Linked DNA regions of Homo sapiens: region 1 is linked to region 2. The links are chromatin loops, found by intact Hi-C in ENCODE. Cell type or tissue: heart right ventricle. All regions are shown on one strand. Links, peaks and the distances in the headings refer to the core of each region. The heading gives the core; the rest is flanking DNA. Region 1 holds the start of SNORD74B (small nucleolar RNA, C/D box 74B). Region 2 overlaps MIR99AHG (mir-99a-let-7c cluster host gene).

Region 1 (8,354 bases), core at 149-8,148, 48 kb after region 2:
CCAAAGAGTAAAACATAACATGTAAAAATCCAGAAGGTTAAGGTTTGCTTGCACTCGCTATGAGTGCGTTAACCACAATCACATGGCCTGTTTTAGTGTGTTATACCTTTGATGGTTTACAATGCGGTCCTACTTCTAGGCTATATGTTGTAATAATTCATTTAATACTCCACATCTTGAGCTTGTTACAAGTTATCCGGGAACAAAAGTCCGTATTACAAAATAAAAATAAACCTTCCATGTAGTTGTCTAAAAGGCAGATTTTTTTCTTCATTCCAGTAAATTTTTTCTATATCATTTTGAAATTTAATTACATATAGGTGACTGTTCTTTCTTAATCTATCTTCTTTCCATTGCATGTAACCCTTCAAGGAAAAATATGTACCTACAAATATACTCTATAAAATTTTACTCTTTTATTATTTTAAATAATAATGTAAGACTACAAAACATATTAGTGCCTAAGTTCTTTTAAAATTTTAGATGTGATTTTAAATTATTTTTAAATTATATGTTGAATAATATGACAAAACATAAATGTCACGTCTTATCACAGGTAGTTCAAAGTGAGAATTAGAAGGTATATCCAAAGTATGATTTAGAGCTTGAATATTTTATATTTTCTATGTTCATACTTGGAGATAAAATCTTAAGTAGCCTATCTTTGCTACTAAAAAAAAAAAAAGAAAAGTTTCTGATGAAGCCTATGTTGGTAGGGACAACTAAGGTTGTTGATGAATGCTAACAGCTCTAACACACACACACACACACACACACACACACACACACACACACACACAAAAGAGAGTGAGAGGCCATTATTTTCTTAGCTGGTAGATGACTAGGTAGTTTGCAAAATGATCATTAGTGACTGGTTGCTTCTGGATTCCAGAGCAAAAGAGCTTACAATTCAAACATTATTTATGAGTGAAAACAACTGGTCATAAGGCACTAAGAGCAAAATGTACAGAGTTTGGTTTTACCTGCAGACAGTGGTCACCTGAAGCAGGAGCTGATGGCTGCCTGTCCAGGTAAGACACATGGCATGCAGCAGTGAACCTGTTTCATCCACCTTTGACCTGCTGGGCCTTGTATGTGATGTCATGTAAATTTGCCCCAGTTACAGATTGATATTGTTCACCATGAAATTAAGGCCCCAGAAAATGTGAATATAATAAGAGTAGTTACAAGTCTTTATACATGGATGCCTCTATTGTGAGGCATACAAAATTGTTAGTACATTCTAAAATAAGTAAAAACAAAAGCACCCCAAGGTTTACCACATCGTTTTGTTATGCTTTATGTTTTTTAATGAAGCCATTGCTCACTATCTCAAGTGCTGCAGGAGCTTAACCCCTGGGAAAAGGCAAGTTTCATAGAATGTGAAACTTATTTGGGCAACAGAAACTAAAACTATCTTGGAATAAATATGTTCTACATCTGATCATTTTTTATTTAATTTATTGTTGTTTGCTTTAGTTGGTGGGCACTCTATTTAGCAGTAAGAAAAAGTCAGGCTATTTCTGCTATGCACATCACTTAAAAAAAACTCATGAAAATATTAAAAATGACAGCAGAGTTAGGTAGCATTAGAGTGTGTTATAGTCCTCTAAATGTGTGTGCACCTCACAGTGGGGGAATTTGATTAACCCCAAGTGTGCCAAGTAAATCAGAGCCCAGGGGTTGGATGCAACTGCTCCGTACTGTGAGTTCACACAGAGAACATAGTTTATGCTGAGGGGTGGTTGTTGTTGTTGATGTTATTGAATGTGGGTTATTTTTAATTTTTAAAATGACACTATGGCTAGTTAGGGGTATTGGCACAGCATGGACTGATGAAGAAACTGATTACAATTATAAAGACTTCTGGGGCCAAAACAGTCAAACATACCGCCTGCTACTCATGATGGCCCCAGCAGTGTCTATATGGTTGTCAAGTATGATTAAGTGAGAAGCAAACTGTATTTATTATTTTTTTCTACAGGATTTAGATGCCCATGGATATGGCTCATAGTATTACCAGAGTCCTACTTCTTTCTAGTATTTTCCTTGAACAGTTAGAATACTCAAGAAAGAGAAAAAAACCTCCATATTATTGTATTCTCCAGAGTCTATAATATGGCAGGATAAATCAGAGAAAAATCATCTTCTCTAAGTAACTTTCACAATACTTTATCACTCTTAAAACTTGAAGTCAGTTCCCGCCTTGTTTATTTTTCACATTCTATATATTTGAAACTGACAAAAAGCAAGAAAACATATTGGAAATACACCAGTAAGATGAAAAACAAACAAACAAAATTTAACTCTGGGGAATTTATTTTTTAGAGCACATGCAAAAAAGAAAAATAACCTTTGCTTAATCCTATGGGGTCACCTATTGAAATGCAGCATCTGAACGTAGTTTATGTTTGATTTTTGTTCCCTAAGAGTATTTTTCATTTGGGAGAAGAGCACTTATTACATGTCACAAAAGAGCCTGAATGGGTATTCAAATAACTGCTGTAATCAAAAGATTCTTTTTTTCAAGGAAATGACCATAGATTTTTATACTTATTTTTGCTCTGCTATGGGTATTCTAGAATGATGGAAAGATTCTCATTTGTTTCCCCATCCCCTGGCCCCCCGGAAGCTATTGAATTGTTCTGGTTTTGTACAGTGTAGAACAATTCTGCAATAATAAAACATTTCAACTTTGTACAAAAGGTGAAGCTTTCCATTTGAAGTTTTTCTTTACCGGAAAAAAAGTAGAGAAAATGGACTGACAGCTTTAGAAAATTCAAACAATTCCCCTTGCCAAGATACGTATTTTGTGAGTTTTCTTTAATTTTGGATTTGGTGCATATGTTTCCTCTAACAATGAATGCTTTCAATTTCAGAGTTCAGTTTCTGCTCTCCCTACTCAAACCAATCTTCACCTTTTAATAGGCAATTATTTTTCTAATTGCTTTGTAAAAACTTTTTTCAGGATGATTGGGAGACACTCAGCTCTAAGGTATACATTATGGTTGCATTTAAAACAAACAGAGTGGGCTATAAACTGTAAAATGGCACTTGATTGGTAAAAGCATCTTAGAATAAGAAAAAGAAGCAAAAAGACTGTACTTCAAAGTACTAGAAAACTTTTGTAACTTACGAATTCATAAAAATCATAGGGGAATCTATTGAGAAGAATTCTTTTAAGGAACGAAGTGAGCAAAGCAGTATTGGCTGTGATTGTTTTAATGGGATAAGTAGTGTTGCAATATTTTCTGCCATTGGCATTAAATCTCACTTCACAAAATGGAATACTCTCCCACTGCTTTTTCTCTTTATAACCCATTACTTACATGGAAGTATATTTTTTTAATGTTGAAAAAAATACATAAAACCAAGCTTTCATGATCTCAACTGTTTCATATATATTCATTTGAAATACAATGTTTTGAAAAACATTTTCATGTGGCAAAATGAAACAGGAAAATACTGTTAGAAAACAAGAATAAGTAATATTGCTATATATTATGAGAATTTAACCATCAGGTGTGAAAAGAAAGGCAATCCCACTCAGCTCTGTGATACCTCACAAAAGCATGTTTAGCAATGCTAATTTTAGCATTGCCTACACAAATAGAATAATAAAAATACATGTGGCTAAGCAGTTGAGATTTGTAATTGCGATATTGCATAGATGATTCCAAAACAATTCAATTCAAATCAGGAAAATTAGTTGATATTTCATGAAACCAACTAAACCTAAAATAAAAGCTTCCTTCAATCTCGATGTTTTAAAATTAATTTATGACAGGCTGTTTAAAAGACTTGTTTAATTATTAATAGAAATGTTTTATCTCATGGTTCTCTTAAAAAGTTGCATTTGATATTATCTACCACTGACTAAACACAGAAGGTAAAATACACACATGGTTGGGCCAATATTGCAAATATCCTCATTAGTATCATGCTATAGAAAAACAATGAAGTGATTTTGTCACCAATTACTGACAATTAGCCTAAGTACAACAGTTAATTTCATGGAAATAAAACCACTATAAAATGAAAGGAACAAAACCTATCATAATTAATGGCATTTGTCTGCATTCCTCTACTGGTTATTTAATTAATGAACCATAAAAGTTTGAAGTAATTTGAACAGCTAAACACATATGCAAAATTAAAAAGCCTGTGTATCTGGATTTTCTGAATTTTAAGTATCTGTGGAAACATGTATTTGAGCAGCAGAATTATGTATATCGAGTTTTTATCCCCTGAACCTAAAGATGTCATACTTTCAGACAATGCATTTGTCAAACAATAAAACCTATTATATTAAGTTACAGAGAAATGTCTTGTGAGAGCTTGTCATTATCCTGTTATAATGCTTCTAGAGATAGTGAACTGCCAATAATTGTAAAAACATTATAATAAAAGTTCCTAGTTTCTCTCACTCTTTCTTCTCACTCAAACTTTTCTCTGCACTTGCTTCTCCCATAGTTTTTCTAATGTAACACTGTGGTCTGTGATCATGAGCGTGAGGATGTCCACTTGTGATCCCAGGTCAGTTTTGTCTCATGCATTAACTCTCTGCCACAAGTTTCAGAGCTTGCAGTGTCAGGATGTATTACGAAGTCAAATCAAGATTTAAGATGTTGTTCTGGCCTCTCCCAAAGCTGGAAAGGACTCATTTTGCAGGCTACCTACCAATTGACAAAGTAAAAACAACTCAAGGCCAGTGACTTCTAAAGCTAAACTTCAGAAAATGTACCCTTGCAAATATTTTTCCAGTTTCAACAAGTTCAGAAAACAACATTTTAAAACCTCACAAAACCTCTCTATTGACTGTTGCTTAATGAACAGCCACATGGATTTTAAAACTTTAAGTACACAAATAAACATTTTAGAGGTTTTTGGCTGTGCAGAGATAAGATCCTCTCTGGGGAGACGACTAGAAACGGCCGGGCTCCTTTGTGCAGACTCCTGGAATGTGCTTGCTTTTCATTTCTTTCTTTGTGTCTGGCACACTGGCCTCACAGGCAGTGTCTTAAGCCATGCAGGGTCAGGGCAAACAGAGAACTGCATTCATGGACAGATCAAGTTTATGTGAGAATCTGCTCCTCCACTGCCCTCAATCTCCATATGAATTGTTAATAAAATCTCAGCCTGAAAGCTCATCACCCCAACAGTGGGGAAGTCATGCAGAGAATCCTCTCGTTCAGAAAAACAAGATTTCTTCATCTTTTTCATCCTTCGCCAGCATTCGTGGGAATTCCGCCATGTAACCTCCTCCTGAACTAACCCGCACCCCCTCCCCAACCAATACCCCATTCCTCTCCACAACTCTCTAGGTCGCACCTGATCATCATCGGGGGAAGCGGGGAGCCGAAAGACAAAAGAAACATTCTTACACCCACAGCAAATCTACCACAATATCAACTTTGCCTCTGCAGTATTTTGCTGCTGTAAAAACCTTCAGGCAAAGGGAAATATCAATGCTTATTTCTTTTGCAGTTTGTGTCAAACACTAGAAAGACTTTCCCATAGCTTTATGACACCATATGAACTAGAGAGCCACAGATATAATAAAAGGTCACATAGAAAGCGAAGAACAGAGTCCTACCCTAATTAACTTGATATCTCCATGCAAATACTGGACAGGAACAAGACCCGATGTGTGTGGCAGGCAATCTTGCGTGTATCTTCTAACCTTGCTACAGTCTAGCTGGGCCTCTTCTTTCCTCTGCTTTTGCTCCTTGAAAACTGTTTTAATATCGAACGCTTTTCAGAGGGATGGGCTGATGAACGAAAACATGAATTTCCTGCTTGCCCTTTAAGGTGGGTTAAAGGGGGTGCTAGCAATCAATTACAGAACAAAAGAACAAAAAAAATGACTTAAGAACCTACAAGTGAATGTATAACAGTGTTTGCAGTCTATTTTTTTCATCTAAGTGCTTTATCTGTATTTATTTACCTTTATCATATATACAATATCTATTTCATTAAAAAAAGGATGTTTGCCCAGCAGCTCCCAAAGAAAAGCTGTTTTCTACTGAAAATGCCTTTAAATGCACTTAACTTTCATTTCAACTTGATGAGTTAACAAAGAGTAAAGAAGTTTAAAATTTTTTCTACATTTATGCTTCAGATTTTCAGATTGCTTTAACACACTCTGATCTATTTACAGAATAAAAAGTTGCATTTTCTAGTCTAATTAACATTCTGGCCCTATCAAATCTTTATTTTCTTATTTTATTTTGGTAAATAAGACAACATTAACTTTTAAACTCTGTACACAAATGATTCCAAGGTATCTTTCAGTAAACGTTTTTTGCTGCAGCTGCATATGTCAGAGAAAGTTGAATACTGTTTAAAAAGAATACTTCTAAAGTACATATAAATAAATCTGATTTGACTAAATATTATGCAAACCTCTATAACCATATATCCAGAAATGTTGTTAATATTTAAGAAGATAGAAATGCACAAACTCTCAAACACATGATTTCTTTTTTAAAGAGGTAAAATAAAAGAAACATAAAATCATTCCTTAACCATTCACATAAAAAAGTCATATACATTTATTATTTCACTGAATTTATCTAAAACAAAGTTGCTATTATAAATAAAACACGCATTTGCTCTATACCCATAGGTATCACCCTTCGTATGTGAATCATAGGAACCAGTAGGTCAAAGAATTCTCTTCTATCAAATTTGAGTCACAGAAATTTGACAAATTTTCAAAAGAAAGAAAATTTAGTTGTGTATTAAACATTCCAGTGCCTCATAGCATTCTATTTAGGTATTAAGATTTAGAAATTTATGAAATACATATTGGAACCATAATTGTAATATAAAGTTCAATATTATTATTCAGCATTGATATAAATTATTATTATAATTAATATGCATTCTACTGTTTCTGAAAGCATAGAAAGTCCAATGGCTCTTCAAATATACCTAAAAAATTTGCCTTTAAATATATAAAATCAGTAAATCAATGGATGCTGAAGACATACTTGCAGTTATGCAAATATGTGAAAAGGGCTATTTTAGAAAATGGAAAATGATCTGAAATATATATTCCTCTTTTGTGGAATAATTAAACAATAAGCTAATTTTATAGTAGTGAGTTTAATATTTAGTATGGCTATGTAAAAATCAATAATTTTTTTCATAAGACTATATGTTAATGAGTTATATCACATCAAAATGTTAATGTGATAGTTTACTTTCATTAATCACCAAAGGAATCATAATATTTTAGGACAGAATCTGTATTATCAAACCTCAATTTCTATTGTGACAAGTATTTTCTGAGAAGCAGAAATTATTGGTTTGACCATTCCCTTGAAGAATTTGCTCTTCAAAATATTAGTGAAGTTCTAGAGTAGGGCTCCCCATTCTTTTTCTAAGGGATGTGTTCCATTGATTTTCATGGGGTCTTGCAATTCATAACAAGGTGGAGGAGGAGGCAAAGTTGAATGTAGATGTTACTGGAGGGCTTGAGAAGTGGCAACCAATAGCACTCTCTTTTCTGCCTGAAACTCTGGGAGCCAAAGCGAGAGAATGTGGCCCCAAGAATAGCTTGGAGGTGGTAAAGGGTGGAAGCAATTGACAACTTGAATCTGGATGTGTGTATTTACAACGAGAATATAGATAGCAATGTGACTCCATGCTACGAGGTTTAACAAAGCTTTTAGAGAGCCTCTGATAAACCTAGAGACAAGTTGAGGTTTTCATATTGTTATGGACTGAATGTTTGTATCCTCTTAAAATTTACATGTTGAAGCCCTAACCCGCAGTGTGACTATACGCAGGGATGGAACCTCTAAAGAAGTAATGAAGGTTAAACGAGGTCATAATGATGGGACTCTGATCCAACAGTATTAGCGTCCTTATAAGAACAGACAAGAGAGAATTCACTCTTTTTCTTTCTGTGCACACACATATGGAGGAAAAGCCATATGAGGCCATAGGAAGACGGACATCTACAAGCCAGAAAGAGAGCCCTTGCCAGAAACCAAAGCCCTTGATCATGACTTCTAACCTCTACAACCGTGTGAAAACAAATTTCTATTGTTTAAGCTGCCTAATCTATGGTATTCAATTATAGCAGCCCAAACAAACTAATGTTATCACATGTTAAAACCAGCAATAACAACAATAGCAAGTTGAAATAAACCAGAACTTCATTCTAAGGATAATTTTGTTTTGCTTGGTATCTTCTCCCTTCCAGTAGAGCCAGGTGAAGTAGGTAAGTACTTCAATATTTGTCCCTGCTTCTGTTATAAAATGTTAACCTTACCACCCACCTGCTGGATAGCTTGTAGATCTGTCTTTAATCAAAATTATCAATTACATACCTAAACTAGAGA
Region 2 (8,354 bases), core at 260-8,259:
CATCAGAAAAAATAACAATAACCACCCATATTAAGAACTTACTATGTGTCTGGGATGATGACAGATGCCTTTAATTCTCCTGTAATTCTCACAATGGCCAGATTTAAAAAGAGAAAAATAAAGCATTGATATGGTCTGAATGTTTGTTTCCCTCTCCCCCCAACCCCACCACCACCGAATTCTTATGTTGAAACCTAAGCCCTCACGTGATGGTATTAGAATATTAGAAGGTGGGGGTTTTGAGGACGTGATTATTTCGAGGGTGAAGCCCTCGTGAATAAGATTGGTGCCCTTATAAGGAAGTGAAGAAACCAGAGTTCTTCCTTTCCACCAATGTGAGAACACAGTGAAAAGATGCCATCTATGAACCAGAATGTAGGCCCTCACCAGACAATTTACGATGTTTTGTTTTAGCAGCCTGAAAAGACAAAGACAGACATTGAGTGTCAATTAACTTCGCCTAAAGTGATGCAAACAGTTGATCTCCTGTCTTGCTTTCCAAATTATTTTTGTTAACAACCTTAACTTCTGTTTCTTACCATAACAGACGGAAAATAGCTGTGTAGGTATGAGAGTAGACTTTTTTTTTAAATTAATTTCATGGTTCCTAAAAGACACCTTTGTGTCATATGATGACTAGGAGCTCATTAGCGTCTTTTATAAATTATTCTTATTGTACTGAAATGAATATACAAAACAGTATAGAATGTATCATTTTAGTCATTTTAAGTGTAAAGCGCAGCCATCACCAGTCCAACTATAGAACTTTTTCATCATCTCACACTGAGACTCTGTACCTATTAAATATTAACTCCTCATTTCCTCCTCTTCTCAGTTCCTGGTAGCCACTGATCTACTTTGTGCTTTTATGTATTTAATTATCCTAGATTCCTTATATAATTAAAATCACAAAACATGTGTTTTCCCGTGTCTGACTTATATTACTTAGCATAATGTTCTCAATGATCTTTGATGCCATAGCATGTATCAGAATATCATGCCTTTTTACAGCTGAATAACATTCCAGTGTCTGTACACACCATATTTTATTTTTCCAATGAACATCTGGATTGCTTCCATCTTTTGCCTGTTGTGAATAATGCTGACATGAGCCTAGATGTATAAATATCATGTTTTCAATTATTTTGTGTGTATACCCAGTTTTTGTTGCTGCAACAGAATAATAGTATCGCATCTTTGGAAAAGAGAATTTAACAAAAATTAGCCAGGCATGGTGGTGGGCACCTGTAATACCAGCTACACGGGAGGCTGAGGCAGGAGAATCACTTGAACCCAGGAGGCAGGGGTTGCAGTGAGCCAAGATAGTGCCACTGCACTCCAGCCTGGGCCACAGAGCGAGACTCCATCTCAAAAAACGAAAAAAAGAGAATTCAGTAATTCCTTCATCACTTTATATAACACCAGCTTGAGTTTCATCATTCAATAAATATAGTCTAATAGTTTTATTCCTTAAATGTACTTTGTTGCCCATGTGGAATAGATTATAGTGGCTTAAATTCTTTCTTCCACTAACCTTGAAACTTACAAGTTTAGTCTCTAAACTACGTGGTAATAAAAATTACTTTCATTATAAAACAGGTTTATAACAAATATTTTATATACATCAAAAGGTTGAAAAGATTTCAAATTTTAGAAAAAGAAGGACTCCTTAGAAAGAATTACAATATATCTCAGTTGATAGCCTGTATATGTAACCATTAACATCAATTTAAGTTAATACCAACCAGATTCTAACTCATAATTTTAAAGTTTATAGTTTTATAGTATGTTACATGCTTCTCTGTAGTTCACCAACAATACTTCACAAGAGCAAAAATCAGTACACTTCAAGCAAAGTTTAAAACCTGAGGGTCAAAATTAGGAAATATCTATTCATTTAAGCAAAGTGACTAAATGTACTCAAAAGAAGCAGAACTGCTTTTCATACAAATGAATGTCCCTTCATCAAAGCACAGTGCTAAATGCTATTATTTGAGGCAAAACTTTATAAATATAAATAATTTATCACACATTTTATGATTCACCATACAACTAAGGAATGTAACATAGCTTGAAATCATGTAAAAATGTTTACAGCGTAAGAACGACAAAGAATTCAAAAACATGAAGTATGCTTGCTCTAATAATTTAGAAAACAATAGATACTTTCATGGCCTATTTTCCCCAGAACAGGTTTATCATATTATTAATTTTATCCAGAGTCTTTGTTTTTTTTTTATGTCCTCGTGGTTTATATGTGCTACTGCATAATGTGTATTTGATGTCAAAATTTTCTTCATTGAAAGAAACTTTTTAGGGTGTTAGTACATTCATGTGTCTATGAATTTACCCAGTGACAATTGTTGCTGATACTAACATTTATTGTTCACTAGGTGCTACATATTATACTAAATAATTTACATACTTAGTTTTAACTATATAAAATTGTGGATGTTTATTTTTCATCTATAAAGAGGACAATTTCATATGGCTCATCCTGAGATTTTAGCTCATTTATTTCCCATAAGAACCATGAGATAGTTATTTATGTATGTCTATTTAGATATATTTAGTTATGATTTATTTTATTTTACAGATGATGAAACTAAGTCATAGAGATGTGAAATATCTTGTCCAAGTTTACCTACATAGTTAAGTAACAAACTCAAGAAATGAATTTGGCAATTTGACTGTATAGGCCATTGAATGAACTAGTCTATTACATTATAACAACAAGATAACAAGCGGTGAAATATACTCTGTGGGGGAGTTTGCTTCATTTCTGGACTCCTTCCCTTTGGTAACCCACTCGAAGCCTGTAACTGCCTAAAGTATGATCTGACTATAAACAGGAGCATGGTATCACCTAAGAGCTGCTAGAAATGCAGACCCCCGGGGAGTCTGAATCTGCATTGTAACAAGATTCCCTCGTTACAGTGTTTCGTATGAACCTTACCTTTTAAGAACAGATCTAAGCTGTCTTCATTTTTAAGACTTAATAAGCACATGCAAAACAATCCATCTACATTCAAAAGGTAAAGACAAAATAAGTCTACATGTAATAAAATGTCCTGGTTCAGGTAACCTGTGTTCAATAAGAAATAATACTTTAGATGTAATTTTGGGTGTACACAAAATGAATTCTCGTGAATGCATGCATTCCCCACACCCTTTCTTTTCGTCCTACATACCTCTTTAACTTATTCGGTGAATAGATGTCTATTATGTCTCTATTGTCATGAGATTGTGTCTTCAGTTTGCCATTTTGCTCTCTGCGATTCACACAAACTGTGGCTTTCCCTTTACACTTAGAACTTTAGGGCTTTATGTACAATCCCTGACATAGTGACAGGGAGTATTTCTTCCCACTAGATGGCAGTAACGGCAATTTAATAATACATATAAAGACACTTCCAGCTTGCTACAGGGCACTGCAAACAATGAGTGAGGGTTTCGTGAATTGCTGGACTTAATATAGGGAGCAATGACTTGGTGACAAATTGGAGAACAGTTTTTCTCTTTTGATGTCTATGTTTAAATTTTGTTTTGCATGCTTTTCAAGATTAAAAGCAGTCTTGTTTGCATATCTCTTACCCCTAGTTATAAGGAGCAGCTATTTTATGAATAATTTTCACTGGTAAGAGTGATAGACAGGTGGTTGCTAAAATAAGATATTTTGTTAGCATGACTATATAAATCATTTTCTTATTCCAGTTTTTAAGGAGATCTTTCCTTTTTTCTATAAATGACCATATATATAATTTCTAAATGCAGATATTCAAGATTCTCATGAGAAATCACATCTTGGATTGATAAATTTATTTTTATTAAGTTTCTTTCCAGTAAATGTTTTAAGAAGGCCACATACAAATGCCCTGTAGAAGTTAGGCAATAACAGCAAGGAGAGAAGAAGTTTATAGTAAAATGACAATAGGATTTTAACACATACAAATGCAATTCTACTGACATTCTATTTAGTGTTTAAATATGATTTTTTGCATTCAGAATGTTTTTACATGAATACTTAAGAAAAGAGAGAGGACAAAGCTTATTAATAAAGATGTAAATTTCTTTAGGGATATAATTATGCAACCTCATTGTTGCCTTGATGTTTCAAGGGATTGAAAATACTTTTGCCATTGATCACACTTGTCTTATATTGATCTGTGTTGAAACTCTAAAAGTGCTACCCCAGTGCTTCTCAAACTAACTGTGGTCTAAGCCAGACTATTTTTTTCCTAAATCATGAAGTAATGTTTTCCAATTTACAGTAAAAGTGGATAACTAGAGAAACTAAATGTAAAAACTGACATTAAAACATTCATATTTTATTACTTGAATCAACAGACAAATGTTGGGTTGATTTTCTATGAAATTTTCTAAAGGCTTACTCTCTATTTTTGTACTTCCATGTTTTCTAATGGGTATCAAACTGTTCTCAGAAGGGCCTGGCCCATGGACCCCACTTTGCATAGTGCTGCTCTAGACTGCTTCCTAGCAGAATGGAGCCACATCTTCCTGGGGAGTTAGGTTCTAAAGCAACCATGCATGGTGAAAACCTGGGGCCTCTCAATTAGTCTAATAAAGGCAGAATTTTTATTTTTGTTTTTTAATTTGGCTTCTTTGTTATCTGTTAATTAACCAGTTAATGATATGACTGGTTTCCATTTAGATGCTATGCAGTAGGAAAAATACATATATCTTAATGCTGGACTTACACTGAGCACAAGATAGGTGCCAAAGATGTGAAGTTCCCAGGCACAGAAACTGATACATGTCTCCCAGCTGGGACTCAGGTCTTCACCTCTGGAGAAGGAACACTGTCTTTTGCCACTATTTTACGTCTTTCAATCTGCATCCTCCTCCCTCCACCCCCAACTGCTCTTTTTCTTCCCTAGAGTGAGTACCAATGACCATATTCTCTTCCAGAGCCACATCAAAAGATTAAACAACGGCAACTTATACTGTTAGAAGGAAAAACACGATCTCTGCTCATAGAATCTGACAGTTTGTAGACATCAGCTGAGCTATGCTCACCCACTTTGGAGCAGGATGAAAGGCCAAACAACCTTCTGTGAGGACATTTTTCAGAAGCACTTTAGTAATAGGTCAATGGCAAATAGGCCTAAACTCAGATGTTTTGTGTCTGAGATCTCAATTCTGTTTGGATATTGTCACATTAATTTTCTAAGAATGTTATTTAATTTCAATATTATCCCATAAACAGGTATGTATGAAGAATATAAATATTCATACATACATTTTGAAGGTGTTTGACACATGTCAAACTAACATCAGCAACATATGTTTTACATCCAAAGTCCAAGATGAGTTAAGTGTCAACTTTTATCATTTGATTTTATGTAATTTAGCTGAGACAGGCCTCAATCTTAGCTTTAGACTATTTTGGATTTGGCCGTATATATACAAACTCATTTATCACTAAATTGAAAATATTTTCTTAAAAAAATACTCATGGAGTTATTTTAATTTCAGAACTTTACTAATACTTTTTATGATTTTAAATATATTTTCTGTTTTTCTCACTCTAATATAATGTCCAAAATGGGGAATATATTAAAATTATCCAGTTTATGTATCACATAGGAAAACACACCAAATTTCCCTAAGTACATACATTTATTTGCCAGGCATAGATCAGAAAACTAGAACATTTTATCTGTGCTAGTTTCTCCATTTGACTTAACGCTCTGTTTTTATTTGTTTTGTTATTGTATCAAAGGTGTATGTTTAAAAAATATCAATCAGTATTTGAAGCTCAAGTTAAAACTAGCACCATTTATCACTCTGTCAGACTTTAAAAAATACACACATAAAACAAACAAAATAATAGTAACCACAAAACAAAAACACTACACAAAACTGATCTGCATACCATGTAAATCTGTTTTTAAGAAAGCAGTCCTCAGGAAACTAAGAACCAATTAGTAGAAGAATAACTTACACAAGAACTATTTTCTAATTTTCTGATACCATCTACTTCCAAGCTAACACTTAATGATTGTATCATTGCCTATATAAGTTTTTTATTAATATACATTATTTTATATGAATATATGTATGTGCGGCTGGTGATATTTTTTGCGAATGTTTATATTTTTCAAGGATAACCAAATATATTTGTATTATTTTAAAGTTTAATATGCTACTTTTCATGTGCTAAGCCATGAATTTCAAAGAGTACAGTGAATGTTGTACATGGTTGTGTATATGTATGTATATCAAGTAGGGTTGAGCATTGAAAAAAATCATATAAAAACAATAGTACAGAGAAGACATTTCTATCTAAGAGGAACAGGCTGGGAAAAGTCAGCTGAAAATAAATGTACACATTTGGAGACAAAATTTTCATATAAATGAAGAGGAAAAGTTTGATTAGGATTTAATTTTTAAAATGTAAATAGAAACAATGCCAATTTAGTTTAGCTGTTTTTTTAAATTAGGTTTAATTATAACTCATGCAACAACTTAAGGATGAAAAAAACATTGGATGTTACACGTAAAATTCTTAAACAACTCTGTAATAGGGCACATCCTCAAATCCTTTAACTTATGCTTGACTTTAGTGAGGAAAAGAGGGTCATATTTGTAATATCATTTAAAATGACCTTTTTCCCAAGAGCATCTATTAAGGATTTGGATAATGATGATGGTGATTATGATGATACAGAGGATAAAGTTAATAGTTAGAATTTCCATGGAACTTACTGTATGCTAGTATTGCTTTAAAGCTCTACACATATTATTCTATTCTGTTGTGAGAAGTAGATAAATTATAAATCAAATATTATGTTATTAATATCATTCTGTTTTGAAGCACCTAGTGTCTACAAGTTCACTCTTCCAAAGTACTGCCATAAGCGTTGAACCAATTTCCCAGTTTCCTCTCAGGCTAGTTTTTATGTAGCAGAGAGAACTCTCTCTCTTTTTTTTTTTTTTTGTGACACAGTCTCACTCTGTCACCAGGCGGGAGTGCAGTGGTGTGATCTCGGCTCACTGCAAAGTCCGCCTCCCAGGTTTAAGCGATTCTCCTGCCTCAGTCTCCCGAGTAACTGAGATAACAGGCGTGGGTCACCACGCCTGGCTAATTTTTGTATTTTTAGTAGAGATGGGGTTTTGCCATGTTGGCCAGGATGGTCTCAATCTCTTGACCTCGTGATCTGCCCACCTGGCCTCGCAAAGTACTGGGATAACAGGCGTGAGCCATCACGCCCGGCCGCAGAGTGAACTCTTAAAATATGCATATTCACTTATCTATGATATGAACTGAGACGTCACTGATCAAACGCCTCCAAGGGCTTCCCAACTGACTTAGGAAAAACAATCCAATATTGTTGATATGGCCAACAAGGCCTTTCATGGCCTTATTTCACCATTTTATTGTCTTTGGTATAACTCAAATATGCCACACTCTGCTCTCCTTGAAAACCTCACTGGCTCTTTTCCCTGCCTCGGGCTGCCCTTTCCCGGGCTATGCCTGGTAGCATACTTCTTCACTTCTTGCAGGTCTCTTCTCAGATGCTACCAACTGCAAAAAATCATCTGCAACCAAAAATAGAAGAAACACTCCCCATAGACACCCAACCAACTTTATTTTTCTTCACACTATTTGACACTGTCAAAAACAGTATGATGCTTTTTATTTGTTTGGTTTTTGGCTTAATGTCTTCCTCCTCTCTATGTGCCCCCAGCACCACCTGTAGAATATAAGAACCATGTTTGCTTGGGACTTTTTGTGATCACTACTATGACCTGAACGTTTAGAAGAGTACCTAGTGTATAGTAAGCATTTAATCAATGTTGATAGATTGAATTGAATCATTCTTGTCAATTTTCTCCTTACGTTCCAGCTGAACTAAATCTGCCTGACCCACACTGGTTGCTTGGAACTTAGGCTCAATGCTAAACACACACACACACACACACACACACACACACACACACACATAGCACACACATGTAACAGACATATATACAAAGACTTTTAAACACTTGTTAATTTAAAAAGCTTCTCAAAAGCATGATCTACCTTTGCTATATTATTGTTAGGATTTAAATTTTGTACAAGAAATATACTTTGTGCATGCAAAATTTAAGATGGAAAAAGTCAGATGCACCTAACAGTATGGTAGGTATACTATATCAGTATACTACGTGAAATATGAATATATAATAAACATTAATATGTATGTAATACATGTTAAATATGTAATAGATGAGTGTATACAATATATAATACATATATATATATACAGCTTTCTGATGGCCTATGGCATTCTAAACAAAATTGTTATAATGTTTTCATTGAGGAATATTATTTACTCTTACATATG

What was found. A loop is a pair of places that touch in the nucleus more often than their neighbours do. Peaks named below come from ENCODE experiments on the same cell type or tissue, not always from the same donor. Only the 100,000 strongest peaks of a DNase experiment are listed, where the experiment ranks them.
Region 1: it touches region 2 in a loop (3.0-fold over the local background); 4 of 110 quality-filtered maps call a loop at or near these places.

The regions. Positions count from the first base shown.
Region 1 is chr21:16,277,105-16,285,458 of GRCh38, reverse strand. The region is part of intron 4 of MIR99AHG (mir-99a-let-7c cluster host gene); the gene reads right to left. SNORD74B (small nucleolar RNA, C/D box 74B) reads left to right here and starts at 691; the gene lies at 691-763. In heart right ventricle, for the core only: no CTCF peak of the experiment used is centred there; a DNase peak (open chromatin) is centred at 5,005; H3K4me3 peaks cover 3,431 bases; H3K27ac peaks cover 5,506 bases.
Region 2 is chr21:16,325,549-16,333,902 of GRCh38, reverse strand. The region is part of intron 4 of MIR99AHG (mir-99a-let-7c cluster host gene); the gene reads right to left. Among named protein-coding and RNA genes, the nearest start is that of SNORD74B, 45 kb to the right of the region's middle. In heart right ventricle, for the core only: CTCF peaks have their summits at 3,156 and 3,359 (motif pointing right); no DNase peak of the experiment used is centred there; H3K4me3 peaks cover 564 bases.